Linked DNA regions of Homo sapiens: region 1 is linked to region 2. Evidence: read pairs that join two places in POLR2A ChIA-PET (ENCODE). Cell type or tissue: HepG2. All regions are shown on one strand. Each heading gives the region's core, and the rest is flanking DNA. Links, peaks and the distances in the headings are about the cores only.

The links. ChIA-PET counts read pairs that join two places held together with the same protein. Peaks named below come from ENCODE experiments on the same cell type or tissue, not always from the same donor. Only the 100,000 strongest peaks of a DNase experiment are listed, where the experiment ranks them.
Region 1: POLR2A ChIA-PET joins it to region 2 with 8 read pairs; 9 of 35 experiments call an interaction of 5 or more read pairs at or near these places.

What each region holds. Positions count from the first base shown.
Region 1 is chr5:138,647,002-138,654,953 of GRCh38, reverse strand. No RefSeq gene overlaps it. Among named protein-coding and RNA genes, the nearest start is that of HSPA9, 76 kb to the right of the region's middle. RefSeq lists an enhancer at 3,664-4,462. In HepG2, for the core only: no CTCF peak of the experiment used is centred there; no DNase peak of the experiment used is centred there; H3K27me3 peaks cover 2,101 bases.
Region 2 is chr5:138,758,303-138,766,254 of GRCh38, reverse strand. The region is part of intron 1 of CTNNA1 (catenin alpha 1); the gene reads right to left. Among named protein-coding and RNA genes, the nearest start is that of CTNNA1-AS1, 8.4 kb to the right of the region's middle. In HepG2, for the core only: no CTCF peak of the experiment used is centred there; DNase peaks (open chromatin) are centred at 4,394 and 4,874; H3K4me3 peaks cover 720 bases.

The DNA of each region.
Region 1 (7,952 bases), core at 1,992-6,991, 110 kb after region 2:
CTCTTTCTCTTGTCTCTCATTTATGTCTCTGATTGCCTTACCCAGAGAAGGGACCCCTGCCTTCTCTGATAGAGGCTTAAAAGAGAGCAAAGCCCCAGGGCTGGGGTAGCTCAGGCCCAGGGGACCATGGGGGTGAGGCCTAGGCCACATGGAGATGGAAGCATGAGCCGGCTCATGACTGCATAAAGACTGTGGTATTGAGTGGGCTCTGGTGACTCACCACTCAGCGGAGGGGTCTGGGAGAGTGATGTCACTGTTGACACTAGAACTGCCCCATCCCTGCCCTGAGACCTTTTCTTGCCTTGCTGACTTCTTTTTGCCTCCCTTTATAGGGCAGGGCTAAGGAAGCAAGTTTCACCTTTGATGACATTTAGAACCACAATGTGGTTTTTTTAAACCGAGAATTTCCTTCCCACATCCTCACCTCCTCCTCCTCTGCCTGTCTTGTGGCGGTGGGGGGGGGGGTGTACTCATGTGCACGTGGGCATTCTCTGTCTCACACATGTGTGCACATTTCTTTTATGTATGTACAGCTCACGTGCATGCACACACACACACTCACTCACACTCACACATACTCCCACCTGCCATCTGTTTCCGTCAGTCGGGGGATCACATAAACTGGGCCTCCAAACAGTGCAGGGGGACTGGAAGGGGCTGATTCTCCCAGAGGGGGACCTGAGGAAGAATCCCTGTGTGCTCTTGTCTGCTGGCACCTCGATGCCATGTGCCTCTTCACTTCAGAGGCTGCACCCTTGAGCCCCAGTAAGCCCAGAATTTGGGTAGGAATGTGTGTCCTTGAGAAGGTGAGCTTCCAATTTCATAATCAGAGGAAAACTGGGGTGGAATTGGGTTGTGGGTTGTGGGTAGGGACAGTGGGGATATATGGAGGAAGACATAGACTAGGAGGGCCAGAGACTAGAAACTGACTTCAAGACAAATGTCATCACTGTCCCTTCTCCCACCCTCCCCCAAATTAGATGTATATTTCTTTCCCTCTACATTTTGAGAAGAGAGAAAGTTGCATCTCACTTGGTAACCAAGTCCCAGGAATCTAGCTTAAGCCGGGGCAGAGGAAGAGTTCCCAACATGAGACTGAATATTAATGCTATGTAAATCACATGCAAATGTGTTGAAAGCAAAAATAAATAGGTGGTGGGTCTTGAAAAAGGAACAATTAGACTGAGGTGAAGGCAGTGGAGGAGCCACAGCCTGGTAACAGGGTGACTTCTGGAGTCTGGGTGCAGGCTGTGCGCTCCTGCCCTCTAGAGATCCTGGCCTGCCTGTGGTTGGTAAAAAACGGTTTGTTTTGGCCATAAGCAACTAACCAACAAGTCCTTGTCAAATGCATACCTGGCCTGGTGGCAGAGGTGGATTTTCTGTGAAGCTAATGAAGCTTGGGTGGCAGTGCTCCTCATTTGCACAGGCCCCTTCGAAACCCTGCACTTAATTTCATATTCATCATCTTGTATTTTTTTTCTTAAAGAGGGCCCCCCAAATTGTATAAGCTTTGGGCTCCACAAAACCTGGGTTCACCTCTGCAGTGAAGGGGATAATTGTGTAAAATGTTGACAAGCTCTCTGTTCTTGGTTTAATTAGCAGCCTCCTTTGAAATAATCTCTGTCAGAGATGTGTCTGTGTGCACAGCTTTATGCGCCCCTTTTCCTAGGTGGAGGGAGACCCCATGGCTGCTCCTGTTTCCAAGACACCACGGTTTTCTGCCTTGAGACTGGGGCAAGAGAAGGGTGAAGGAAACTGCTTTGTTTCTAAAGGGAATGTGGCGGAGAACCCCAAGGAACAAGTATCTGATAATAAATAATAATAATCTTACCTTTGTAAAGCCTTTAAGAGTTTCCAAAGGGAATGTGTCATTTGATCTTCACAATAACCCTGAAGCAGGAAGGAAAGGTATTATGGAGATGTGTTACAGACAAGTAAACTGAGGCTCAGAGAAGTCTAATTACAATAATAATAGCTCAAAAGCACAAAGCTATTGTATCAGCAAGAACAATCACATATGTTCACTCATTTAATCTGTACAACAATTCTATGAGGTGGGTACAATTATTATCCTCATTTTAGAAACAGGGAAACTGCACAGAGAGGTTAGCCAAACTAAAGAGTAGCCCAGCCAAGATCCGAACTCAAGCAAGCAGTCTGGCGGCTGAGTCCTCGCTCTCAATCAGTACGCCACTCCAAAACCTTGTGCACCGTCATGGGCTAGACTTCAAGCCCTGACCTGTCTGACCCGTTTCTCATCACCACTAAGCACTAATATGTCCCTCTGAACCAGGAACTCAAAGCCTAGATGGAGGGGCAGGAGATTGGTGGGAAGTCCAGGTGACTGACCGTAAGGATCAGGGTCTAGTCATGGAAATGGCCCCTCAGGACAGATGAGTACCAGGGTTCCTCCTGGACTGAAAGCACAGGGCGGGAGGTGAGCCAGCAGGCACCAGCCCGCCAAGAGCCCGGGTAGACTTCTTAAAGAAGCTGGAACGTGTTGGTTCCTTTCAGGAACCAACATCTGACCACCTCTCCCCACTCCTTACTTACAGGCAAGTAAACTGAGGCTCAGAGATGTCTAATTACAGTAATAATAGCTTACAGTCAAGCATGATGGCTCACGCCTGTAATCCCAGCACTTTGGGAGGCTGAGACAGGTGGATCACTTGAGGACAGGTGTTTGAGACCAGCCTGACCAACATAGCTAAACCCCGTCTCTACTAAAAATACAACAATTAGCCGGGTGTTGTGGCGCACGTCTGTAGTCCCAGCGCCTCAGGAGGCTGAGGCAGAAGAATTGCTTGAACCCAGAAGGCAGAGGTTGCAGTGAGCTGAGATCGTGCCACTGCACTCCAGCCTGGGCTACAGAGCGAGACTCTGTCTCAAAAATATATAATAATAATAATAATAATAATAATAGCTCACGAGCACAAAGCTATTGTATCAGCAGGGACAATCCCCACTTCCCAGACAAATGAGATCAAGATTATGGTCAGAGGTGTGTTTAGGGAGATTACCATGGCAACGAGGTAAAGGATGATGGACTAAGAGTAGGGGCACGCTAGAGGGAGACTGGTTAGGAGATGGTGGCAGAAATCCAGGTGAGAAGTGATGAGGCCCCACTCGAACCAAGGTGGTGGCTGTGTGGCTGTGGTGTAAAGAAGAGAGATGCTACAGGGGAGAATGAATGAAGGAAGGACAGGGATGTCTTTTTCAAACAACACAGCGCACATACAGGCCCCAGTGGAAGAAGCGGGGTAGAGAGTGGGAAGTGCTGGCGGCTGCGGGGGCAATAAACAATGAGGCCTGCAGGATGAGCAGCCCCTGGAAGCTGCCAGAGTTGCTCACATCCCATCTTCCTGCTCTCCCCCAGTCAGTCAGGCTGGCCCTGCCACTGGGCTCTGTGTGTGTGGGGGTGGGGGCAGGCGGTGGTGCTGGGGCTGGGGAGAAGGGAGAAGTGTCAGCCCTGGCCTCTGGGGCCACATACAGGGAGGTGAGCTATGGGGAGCATCACGGAAGCGTGATTTAGAGTCTCATTCCCACTGCCCTTCACCGTGCTGCAAGGACAGTTCAACGTAATATATAATTACCGCCGCCCCACAAGGCTGCACTGTACACAGAGCTCCCACCTTCCTCCCGCTCCCTCCTGCCTGCCTTCAGACTATAAATCAGTTTTCAATCCTGAATGCTACCTGTAAATGTTCGAGCTCAGGATCCTCGCCTCATATTCCTATGTCCCTGGGGGGTGGTTCAGGATGTGAGTGGCTTCCCCCAGTCCTGATTCTGACATCCCAGCCCCTGATTGATGGTGAGAGGAGCAGCAGGGAAGCTGGAAATGGCTCTAGGGTCTCTGGAGCCCTGGCCTGGGGAGAGGGGTGGGCAGCTCTGGATCTGCCTGACTCAGCCAAGCCTGAACTGGATGCTCCCCAGTGTACAGAACTGTGGACATGCTCCGGACCAATTGGTGGGAAGGCATTGAAACTGACCCCTCCCCGAAAATGGCAACTTCTTTCCAGCCTTGTCAGATGTGCCAGAGCAGGCAGGTGGGCACGTTCACTGGAGTGTCCAAAAGACGGCAGCCTCGCCATAGGCTGATCTGGGGATGAAGAGGCACAGCCATGCCTTTCCCCTGAGCTGGGATGGGAAATCCCATGATGCACCTTTGAGGTGATAAAAGGACAAATCAAGAAAGAAATTCTTGGCCAGGCATTGTGGCTCATGCCTGTAATCCCAGCACTTTGGGAGACCGAGGCAGGCGGATCACCTGGTGAAACCCTGTCTCTACTAAAAATACAAAAATTATCGAGGCATGGTGCCATATGCCTGTAATCCCAGCTACTTGGGAGGCTGAGGCAGGAGAATCTCCTAAAACCCAGAGGAGGAGGTTGCAGTGAGCCGAGATTGTGCCACTGCATTCCAGCCTGAGTGACAGATCAAAACTCTGTCTCAAAAAAAAAAAAAAAAACCACACACACACACACACACACACAGAAAGAAAGAAATTTTTCTTTCTTCCTTTTTTTTTTTTTCTTTTTTAGGAGACAGAGTTGCCCCGGCTGGAGTGCAGTCGTGCGAAGCTGGCTCCCTGAAGCCTCAACTGCAGGTGTGTTATGTGTCCACCATTTACTGATCACCCCATCTGAAGACGGTCCCCCGGCCCTGACCTATTACTTTCTATCTTAGCGCCCTGTTTGTTATGGTACTAGGTATAATTCATATTATTCCATATTGTCTTGTGTCTTCATTTTTTGTGGGTTTTCACTCCTGGAGTGGAAGCTCTGTGAAGGCAGGGGCCACATTGCCTGGTCAACACTGTATTCCAGTTACTTAGCATCAAGCTTCACACATCATGGTGTTAGTTAAATACTCTTTGAATGAACTGAATGCATGGAGCCGGGGTGGGGTGGCTGCCAAAGAGAAGGTCTTCAAAGCTGAGGCTGACTCTGCCTGCTCCCCTGTGGCAGCCCCATCTGCAGACAGCAGCTGGGCAGATTCCTCCTTCCCTAGGAGACCAGGCTTATGACCCCGGGGGAATTGAGAGGCCTCTCCAGACCTTGGCCTCCTTCCTCTCCCTTGGGAAAACTCCAGTTGTGACCCCTCCTAGCTGTCCCCGGAGCTGCCTTCTGAGGACCAGGGGTTAATGGTCAGTGTTTATCACCTCCCACTCCCTGACAAGATCCCCAGGTCACTGGAAAGCTTGGCCCAGCCCAAACTGATACCTTGCATGGGCCAGGGACTCAATCTGGGGACAGCAAAGAGGGACTGAGGAGGAAGCTCCTCCACGCATTATAATATCCATGAAGTGAATGCAAATGAACTGAAAGCACCTTTTGAATAAGCAGCTTTTACTGAGGGAGCTGCTCTAATCCCTAAATGGCTTTGCTGACAGGGAGGAGCTTCCCAGTGGTGGAAGGGGTGGGAAATGGGGACACACTGTCAGGAACCGGCTCTGCAGCGCCCTTGTCCCTGCACTTTTAGATTCCGGACACGCTTCTTGTGGCTAATGGAACTCGGAGATCTCTAACCTTGGCCTCCATATTCCACTCCCTGCCCCCGCCCCCAGAGTCTGCGGAGCCCAGCTTCTGTGTTTCCAGGAGGCTGAGGCTGCTGGGTGCTGGGTCTCAGTGTCGAGTGATTCTCTGGGACTGGAAGCAGCTGAGTGTGCCTCCAGTGATGTAGCCCTGTGGGCTCTCTGGTGACCATGTGAGACATCCCTGGGCCTGTGTGTAAAGGTGTGTGGCCGTGTGCACCAGTGGGTTTGTGTCCATTTACACACCTCCTGGAAACAAGTGTCATTGTGTTTGTGCCTCTGTCTGTCCCCACCCCCACATCTCCATCCATCTGTATTCCTCCCCAGGTTAGCGGGGGCTGGCCTCAGCTGGGGAATCATGCTTTTTCAAGGACTAATGACTTTTATCAGAATGATAATGAACTGATGACACAGGGAGGCCCTGGGCTCTGGAGAGAAGCCAGAGAAGGAGCAGTTGGGGACAGAGAGGAGGCTGGTAGGGTTGGGAGGCTAGAGGACTATGCCTCCCAGAAAGGCCAGCCAGCTCCATTCCTCTTTCAGTGGGGGAAGGAGACAGGGACAGAGGAAACCCAGGGGATGTTGGAAACACATTCTCCATTTCCCTTCCCTGTCCCGCCTGCCTCTTCCTGAACCTTCCATTCCCTGCTTTGCTATTCTTCTCGCCCTCCCAGAGGACTCCCCTTGACTACGGGGCTGTGAGGCTAAAGCTGGCTATTCCCCTCTCCCAGTCTCCTTCACTCTAGCCCTTACTCAAAGCCAGGTCCTGCCCAGAGATGGAGAGGGGAGCTGCTCCTAGAATTCTGAGTGGGCAGAGACACATAGGTGGCCTGAGCAGGTCTTAGAGGACCAGAAACTTGAAAGCTGCCCCTTGGGCATGAAGCTTGTCAAGGCTAATTGGCCTCAATATTCTTTCATAATGAGTGTAGGGCCAGGTGAGTTGTCAGTGGGGAAAGGAGAGGAGAATTCAGAAGCTCACAGAACATCCACACCAGGGACTTGGGAGATCACAAAACCAGGAACTGTTCTCATTGGTCAGAGAAGATAAGTGATACCAATCTCCCAAAGGTTTCGGAGAGATTTCAGGCAGAGTCTGCAGCATGCAGGGGCTCCCTCACTGGAAAAGCTCCTTCACCTGCTGCAGAGAGGCAGCCACGTCTCCCCAAGCCGGAGCACTCTGGCCTCTAGCACAGCCTGGCATGCAGTGAATACTCAATAAACATCAGCTGTTGTGGATATTAGCATAATCTTCTGGTGGAAAGTCTCTGAGGGTGGTCCCTGCAGAGAGGGGTAAGCTTCTAGGACCCTGGGATTCACAAGGAACGGGGACAGTGCAAGGCAGGCATGGTACCAAGAGACCCAGCTTAAAGACCAAGGAGGCAGGCATGCCGGCCCCCACTGTGGCCTCTCCTTCTCCTGCCCCAGTCTTTCAGGGTCATCCTCCCTCTGGGGCCTGCAGGGAGTCCTCCCTCTGTCCCAGGCAGGCCCAGTGACCTTTTGCTCAAGTCTGCAAATATATTCTTGTCTAGTCTTGGAAATGAAATTGTGCTCAACATTTGTATAGGGCTTTTCCATTGCCCAGCCCTTTACAGACATTAGCTAATTAAATGGAGGAGGGATAGAGAGGAGCTGGCCTCTGCAGTCAGGGACCCCAGGCCCTTCTTACCTGGGCCCCAGTCTCACTCCTCCCTTCTTTCCTGCAAGATTGGCCTTACTCTAAAGAGAAGGCAACTCCTGAGGAATTGGCCACTGAGTCAGAAAGCAAGGGAAGCTGGGAACTTGGTAATCTGTGGAATGTGTAAGGGTCTTCCTGAGGTCATCCTGTCCCACAGCCACACCCAACAACTGGCTTAGTCTGAAAGTGCAGTTCTGTGTCTGCCATGAGTGGGTCAAACACACAGGGCACACAGCTGTGTGGCCTGTTCTAGGGATGGGGCCAACCTCTCACCCCATCTGGGAGGCACAATTGTGGACAGCTGCTCCCAGCCTGGAGCGAAGCATGGAAGCCTCTACCTGCCGCGGTCTTCCTGACCAGGAGGATCGGAGGGGAGCCATCCAGTGTCAGCAGAACAGCTTGCCCTGCCCTCCCCTCCATCTCCACCCTCCTAGAACTGCCCTCCAGGGCACAGCAAGTCAACTCTCACCTGGGGAGGGTGGGGGCGGATTGGGGGGCAGGGAGAGATACCAGTTACGGAAACTGACATAGACATAGGGAAGAAATAGGCCATATTTCGAACTGAGACTGTGGGAGAAAGGAAAGGAAGAAGACTAGAAGGAGAGATGGAGGAAAAAAACATCTTCACGGGGTGCCCGTAGTGTCAAAGATTGAGGATTTCTTCGCGGAGCCGCAGGCAGCCCCATGTTGGATTCCTCTAGCCTGAGAGAGCTGCCCCTCCCACCCCACTGCCTGTTATCCCTCATA
Region 2 (7,952 bases), core at 1,942-6,941:
AGCTACAATTTTCCTTCAAGACTCAGACATCTGTCATCTCTGCCTCACAAAGAGACACAACATACCATGTTCCCCCAGCACTTGTCACATAGCACTATTATCTGTGTGTGTGTATGTGTGTCTCCCATGAAACTGAGAGCTCTTTCGAGTTTTTTGATCATGGTAACTTTCATCTAATCTAACACTCTATACATGTTTAACTGAATTAGCTCAACTGCTCTATGCACAAAGAAATAAGAAACATCTCTCATGACAGATTAGCAAAAAGTGGGTATAAACTGCCTTTTTTTTTTTTTTTTTTTTTTTTGAGACAGAGTCTCACTCTATCGCCAGGCTGGAGTGCAGTGGCGCGATCTTGGCTCACTGCAACCTCTGCCTCCCAGGTTCAAATGATTCTCCTGCCTCAGCCTCCCAAGTAGCTGGGACTACAGGCATGCACCACCATGCCCAGCTAATTTTTATATTTTTAGTAGAGATGGGGTTTCACCATGTTGGCCAGTATGGTCTCGATCTCTTGACCTCGTGATCCACCTGCCTCGGCCTCCCAAAGTGCTGGGATTACAGGCATGAGCCACCTCGCCCAGCGCCAATTCTTACCTATCAGCTATTTTACCAAACCTGATCTCCTGAGTTCATAAATTTCCTGGGGTTAGCAATGGTGGCTTACACATTAACATCCCTCCAGCACACAGCACACTGCTTTGCAAGGCAGACTTAATAAATGAACTGTATTTAAGTGAGCCTTTCCTGATGCAATTGAGATACAGCAAAATGGCCAGGCACAGTGGCTCTCACCTATAATCCCAGCACATTGGGAGGAAGAGGCTGGTGGATCACTTGAGGTCAGGAGTTCAAGACCAGCCTGGCCAACATGGTGAAACCTCGTCTCTACTAAAAATAAGAAAATTAGCTGGGGCCGGGCGCGGTGGCTCACGCCTGTAATCCTAGCACTCTGGGAGGCCGAGGCGGGCGGATCACCTGAGGTCAGGAGTTTGAGACCAGCCTGGCCAACCTGGTGAAACCCCATCTCTACTAAAAATATGAAAATTAGCTGGGCGTGGTGGTGGGTGCCTGTAATCCCAGCTATTTGGGAGGCTGAGGCAGGAGAATCACTTGAACCTGGGAGGCGGAGGTTGCAGTGAGCCGAGATCATGCCATTGCACTCCAATCTGGGGGACAGAGCAAGACTCCGTCTCAAAAAAACAAAAAGAAAACAAGCTGGGCATGGTGGCAGGCACCTGTAATCCCAGATACTCGGAAGGCTGAGGCAGAAGAATCGCTAGAATCCTGGAGCCAGAGGCTGCAGTGAAGAGAGATCGCATCACTGCACTCCCACTCCAGCATGGGCGACAGGGCGAGATCTCAAAAAAAAAAAAAAAAAAAAAAGAGAGAGATACAGCAAATTACTGCTTTAGACTAACTCAAAGCAACTAGAAAACATCACATCTTTCACTGGTCTTAAAGACCCGAAATAAATGTCATCTGGCCAGGTACAGTGGCACACACCTATAATCCCAGCACTTTGGGAGGCTGAGGTGGGCGGATCACCTGAGGTCAGGAGTTCGAGACCAGCCTGACCAACATGGAGAAACCCCGTCTCTAATAAAAATACAAAATCAGCCAGGCGTGGTGGTGCATGCCTGTAATCCCAGCTACTCGGGAGGCTAAGGCAGGAGAATCGCTTCAACCCAGGAGGCAGAGGTTGCGGTCAACTGAGATCATGCCACTGCACTCCAGCCTGGGCAACAAAAGCAAAACTCCGTCTCAAATTAAAAAAAAAGAAAAAAGTTGCCATCTTCCATTTCCACTTTTTTTTCCCTCCCAAGGGATCAAACTCACATTTCACTTAGTTACCTCTCTGCAAAATGGAAGGTTTCTTTTTTTTGTTGAGACAGAGTTTCACTCTTGTTGCCCAGGCTGGAGTGCAATGGCACGATCTCAGCTCACTGCAACCTCCGCCTTCCAGGTTCAAGGGATTCTTCTGCCTCAGCCTCCCGAGTAACTGGGATTACAGGCATGTGCCACCATGCCCGGCTAATTATTTTTTTGTTTTTTGTTTTTTGTTTTTTTGAGACAGATTCTCGCTCTGTCACCCACGCTGGAGTGCAATGGCACAATCTCAGCTCACTGCAACCTCCACCTCCCGGGTTCAAGCAATTCTCCTGCCTCAGACTCAGGAGTAGCTGGGATTACAAGTGTGAGACACCGCGCCCTGCAATTTTTTGTATTTTTAGTAGAGACGGTGTTTCTCCATGTTAGTCAGGCTAGTCTTGAACTCCTGACCTCAGGTGATCTGCCCGCCTCCCAAAGTGCTGGGATTAAAGGCGTGAGCCACCGCACCCAGCCTAAATGGCAGGTTTCTAAAGACACACTTAAAAGTCAGTCCAAAGCTTTTCTAAAAATATGATAACCCAGGTCCACAGACGCAAGAGAATGACAACAAATGAATCCCTCATGAAACCTTTTGCCAATTTAGAGATCCCCAGGAATATAAAACCCACAAACACTGTTTCATCAGTAATAGTAACATGCTTCTCCCTTTTAGCCTCTAGCTTATTCACTGCACCATCATATTTCACAAACCATGATTTAGAATTTGGATTGTAAACTCAGGCCAGGCACAGTGGCACATGCCTGTAATCCTAGCACTTTGGAGGCCAAGGTGGGCAGATCGCTTGAGTTCAGGAGTTCAAAGATCAGCCTAAGCAATATGGTGAGACCTGTCTCTACTAAAAATGTAAAAAATTAGCTGGGTGTCGTAGTACACACCTATGGTCCCAGCTATTCAGAAGGCTGAGGTGGGAGGATGGCTTGACCCTGTCTCAAAAAAAAAGCTTGGATTAATATTGAAATATTGAATCTAATGAAATATTCAACATACCATGAGAGAATGGTAACAATGCATCTTTGCCTAGAAAGAATGCATGTAACAGAGCCGCACAGGGCAAATGCACTATCAAAGGCTCAATCCTTCAATTAACTTGAAATGGGCCATAGTGAATGTGTTTTCTGAGTTATAACAGCACTTTCATTTTCAAGAACAGTCTGTATGTAGTCTAACCTAGTTAATAAATACAGGATTATGTAACTTGGTAATTAACCAGGTTTCCAACTCACATCTTCAATTCAGAATGTCAAATACTGACAAAAAAAAACATAGCAATAAGACACTTTCAAGAGAGTTGATGAGCCACTTATTTTTGACAATATTTAATAATGAAACCTCAAAACAAGAAAATGAAGGAAATTCACAGCTTGATATGATGGAATCAAATAGTCAAAACTAAGCAATCTAGGGAAAAAATTAGCCTTTAAATTAGCAATTAAGAAAGATAAATTTTTCTTCTGTTAAGCCCTTTTAGTCTAAAAAGAAAAAAAAACCTCTTAGAGACAAAAATTACATTAGCTTCCACAATATAGTTCCATCCCTCCTTTTAATAAAATGGGAACATGAAAAAAATGACAGACATTTTAAAAATCACTTCACACTACTCATACAATATTGTTCAAAATGAGCAAATGTTACAAGTATTTAGAACATCCGAAGTTGCCCTGTGAACTGTATTTACATTACATGCATTACTCCAAACTTACAGCTGGTAAAAAAAAAAAACCACAAATTAAATCCCAATCAAAAAGAGGGGTTGATCGATGACAGCCCATCAACAAGTAAGTGGAAATACATGCTAATTTCAAGCTCCATTAGAAATGGAGTTGTGGCATACTTCCACATGGAGAAAAATAAGTTTGATAGTTATAAAAAAAAACTAAAGAAAATAATGAACATTTAAGGCTCTAACAGAGAAAGGGCAATGTTGACATTTTATTTTTGAAGTGTGGTTCTTTGCACACTTGGAACTTTCAATAATGGATAATTCAGTATAGTGCTCTCACAAGTGAGCAAACAGCATGAGACAAGGCAAGTCACGCTGGACTAATTCCCCACACTGTTCAGTCCATTCAATCCAGGCCCACAACATGTGGGGGACAGGGCAGATCACCAAGCAGTACATGTAATATCTTCAAGGTCTGGAAGCAGGCATACTGGTACCCAGGCAAGTTTCAGAAAGTGCTGCTCTATGAGACTCTTCCAGATGTGTTTTAACTTTTTCCTTACAGAAAACAGAAGCTGCTAATAAGACTTAAATCCTCCAACATGCATAGAATAATAACCTAAATTTCTTTAGGACTTCAAAGTGGGCCAGGCGCAGTGGGTCACGCCTGTAATCTCAGCTCTTTGGGAGGCCAAGGCAGGTGGATCACTTGAGCTCAGGAGTTTGAGACCAGCCTGGGAAACACGGTGAAACTCTGTCTCTACAGAAAACACAAAAATTAGCCAGGCATTGTGGCAGGCGCCTGTAGTCCCAGCTCCATAGGAGGCTGCGGTGAGGGGATCACTTTCAACCCGGGAGGTCAAGGCTGCAGTGAGGTGTGATTGCACCACTGCACTCCAGCCTGGATGACTGAGTGAGACCCTGTATCAACAACAACAAAAAGACCTCAAAGTGTGTGGTTTTGGTCACTTGAGAAAAAAATGATTTGGGCAGAGAAGGTAGAAAGAATAATTGGGTTCATGTTTTTCACTACTTATTTATTATCTCCATATAGAAGGCCAAACTCACCCCCAAAATTTTTTTGAGTAAATTTTTTTACCTGTTCATTTTTCCACCTTTTATGCACAATAAAATTCACTCTCTCGTATACCAATCTAAAAACAGCTGTGTGGGCCAGGTGAGTGGCTAAAGCCCGCAATCCCAGCACTTTAGGAGGCGGACGGATCATTTGAGGTCAGGAGTTCAAAACCAGCCTGGCCAAAATGGTGAAACCCCGTCTCTACTAAAAGTACAAAAATTAAACAGGTCGTGGTGACACATGCTTGCAAATCCCAGCTACTCAGGAAGCTGAGGCAGGAGAATCATTTGAACTCAGGAAGTGGAGGTTGCAGTGAGCCGAGATCATGCCACTGCACTCCAGACTGGGCGACAGGGTGAGACTCTGTCTCAAAAAAAATAAATAACAGTTGTGTGATCACCTCCACAATCAAGATACAGAGAAGTCAAATGAATTTATTTTCACAACAGCATGTACCTACAACTAATCCACAGAATATAAGAGTACAAAATATTATTTACTTAGAACACCTGCTTCAAGAGCTAAGTGGGCATCAACTTCTGAAGAGGCTGACGAAGGACTACAGTTGACAAGGCAGATCCCTAACATCCCTGACAAGGAACGTTCCTGAACAGAAATTCAGTACCAAACCCTTTCTGGATGACATCATCACCAGCATGTGGCCTTCCAGAACTTATTATATATCCAACCAGCCCGAGAGACATCTCCTCTTCTATCCAAGTTTGTGACCTGCTATTAAAACCCCCCTTTCAGCTTCATTCAACAGTCAGCCTACAGTCACACCACTTCAAGTACTCAGACAATAGATCAAGAATGTCTAAAGTGGAAAATACCCTGATGTACCACAGGTGATGATAAAGTACATTTCTGGAGAGGAATTTGGAAAAATTTTAAGAGCTATAAAAAAGTAGCATACCTTGGAAATAATCCAAACGTCCATCAACATATGAATGGATAGGTCAGACGTGGTGGCTCACGCCTGTAATCCCAGCAGTTTTCGAGGCTGAGGCAGGTGAATCATTTGAGGTCAGGAGTTAGAGACCAGCCTGGCCAATATGGTGAAACCCCGTTTCTACTAAAAATAAAGAAATTAGCCGGGTGGTAGTGGCGCACACCTGTAATCCCAGCTACTCAGGAGGCTGAGGCAGGAGAATCGTTTTGAGCTTGGGAGGCAGAGGTTGTGGTGAGCCAAGATCGCACCACTGCACTCCAGCCTGGACAACAGAGACTCTGTCCCCTCCAAAAAAAAAAGTATGAATGGATAAACAAAATATGGCATATACATACAATAAATGGAACATTATTCAGCCTTTAAAAGGAAAGAAATCCGGCTGAGCACGGTGGCTCACTCCTGCAATCCCAGCACTTTGGTAGGCCGAGGCGGGTGGATCACCTGAGGTCAGGAGTTCAAGACCAGCCTGACCAACATGGAGAAACCCCGTCTCTACTAAAAATAACAAAATTAGCCAGGCATGGTGGCGCATGCCTGTATCCCAGCTACTCAGGAGGCTGAGGCAGGAGAATCGCTTGAACCCGGGAGGCGGAGGTTGTGGTGAGCCAAGATCGCGCCATTGCACTCCAGCCTGGGCGACAAGAGTGAAACTCCATCTCATAAAAAAAAAAAAAAAAAAAAAAAAAAAAAGGAAAGAAATTCTGGGAGAGGATTCCAGATTCTAAAACAGCAGAGTAGGAAGCACCAAGATCAGTCTCCCCACCTAGACAATTACACTGGCATAATTAGTCAGATGTAATTCTGGGGACTGTTGAAGAAAGCTTGCAACTTCCAAGGAAAGACTGGGACAGTAAATTGGGTTAATTTCAGTCAATTTCAGCCCTTAGCTGAGCAGCAGCTACCCCATTCCCTAGCCCCCAGCCACGGGCAGACAACCTACAATGCATTCCTGAAACAGCTTGCAAGCAGCTTTTGGGAACCAGGATGGGTAATAAGGACCCTGTCCTCCAAATATTAGGGATCCGTATTCTAATTGCTGATTGCTGCTTATAATCAGGGATAGGCAGACACTGAGAAGGATAGCCATTATTGCACCCCCTCCATGACTGCAAGTCCTCCCCCTCCAGCTGAAGTAGACTTCCAGGAAATTTAATGGGCCAAGGGCCCCCACCTCCCTACTTCCTTCATTTTTCTCTTTTTCCTCTTTAGGAGCTAGACTTTAAAGACTAGGATATTCAAAAGCAATCATGAGGGTGCGGGGGAGATAAGGAAAAAAGTTACCATGGTGCATGCGCCCAGGGAAAGGTGCAGGCTCAAAAAAGACCTGAGAAGTCCTTAAGTTTGTATCTCAGGCTGATCCTCAGCATAAAAACAAACTGTAACAAATAAACAAAAAAATCCAGCAAACCCTGGGAATGAGAAGAGTCCAATTTTCAGAGTTAGCACATCATTAGATTCAAATGTCCAGTTTTCAAAAAAAAATTAAAAAGTCCCAGGTCATACAAAGATACAGGAAAGTATGACCCATTAAAAGAAAAAAAAAATTAACCAATAAAAACTGTCCCAGTTGCTGGGCACGGTGGCTCATGCCTGTAATCCCAGTACTTTGGGAAGCCAAGGCTGGCTGATCACCTGAGGTCAGGAGTTCAAGACCAGCCTGACCAACATGGAGAATCCCTGTCTCTACTTAAAATACAAAATTAGCCAGGTGTGGTGGCGCATGCCTGTAATCCCAGCTACTCAAGAGGCTGAGGCAGGAGAATCGCTTAAAGCCAGGAGGCAGTGCAGTGAGCCAAGATCACGCCATTGCACTCCAGTCCGGGCAACGAGAGCAAAACTCCATCTCAAAAAAAAAACAAAAACTGTCCCAGAGAAAGACCAGATGGAAGACCTACTAGACAAAGACATTAAAACAACTGTCTTACAGATGTTCAAAAAACTAAAGGAAGGTATGGGAAAAATCAAGAAAATAATGTATTTTAAAAATAAAAATATCAGCCGGGTGTGGTGGCTCACACCTGTAATCCCAGCACCTTGGGAGGCCGAGGTGGGCAGATCACGAGGTCAAGAGATCAAGACTATCCTGGCCAACATGGTGAAATGCCATCTCTACTAAAAATACAAAAATTAGCTGGGCGTGGTGGCATGTGCCTGTAGTCCAGCTATTTGCGAGGCTGAGGCAGGAGAATCACTTGAACACGGGAGGCAGAGGTTGCAGTGAGCCAAGATCGTGCCACTGCACTCCAGCCTGGTGACAGAGCGAGACTCCGTCTCAACAACAACAACAAACAAACAAAAAAAGTTAGCCGGGTGTGGTGGCAGGCGCCTGCAGTCCCAGCTACTAGGGAGGCTGAGGCAGGAGAACGGC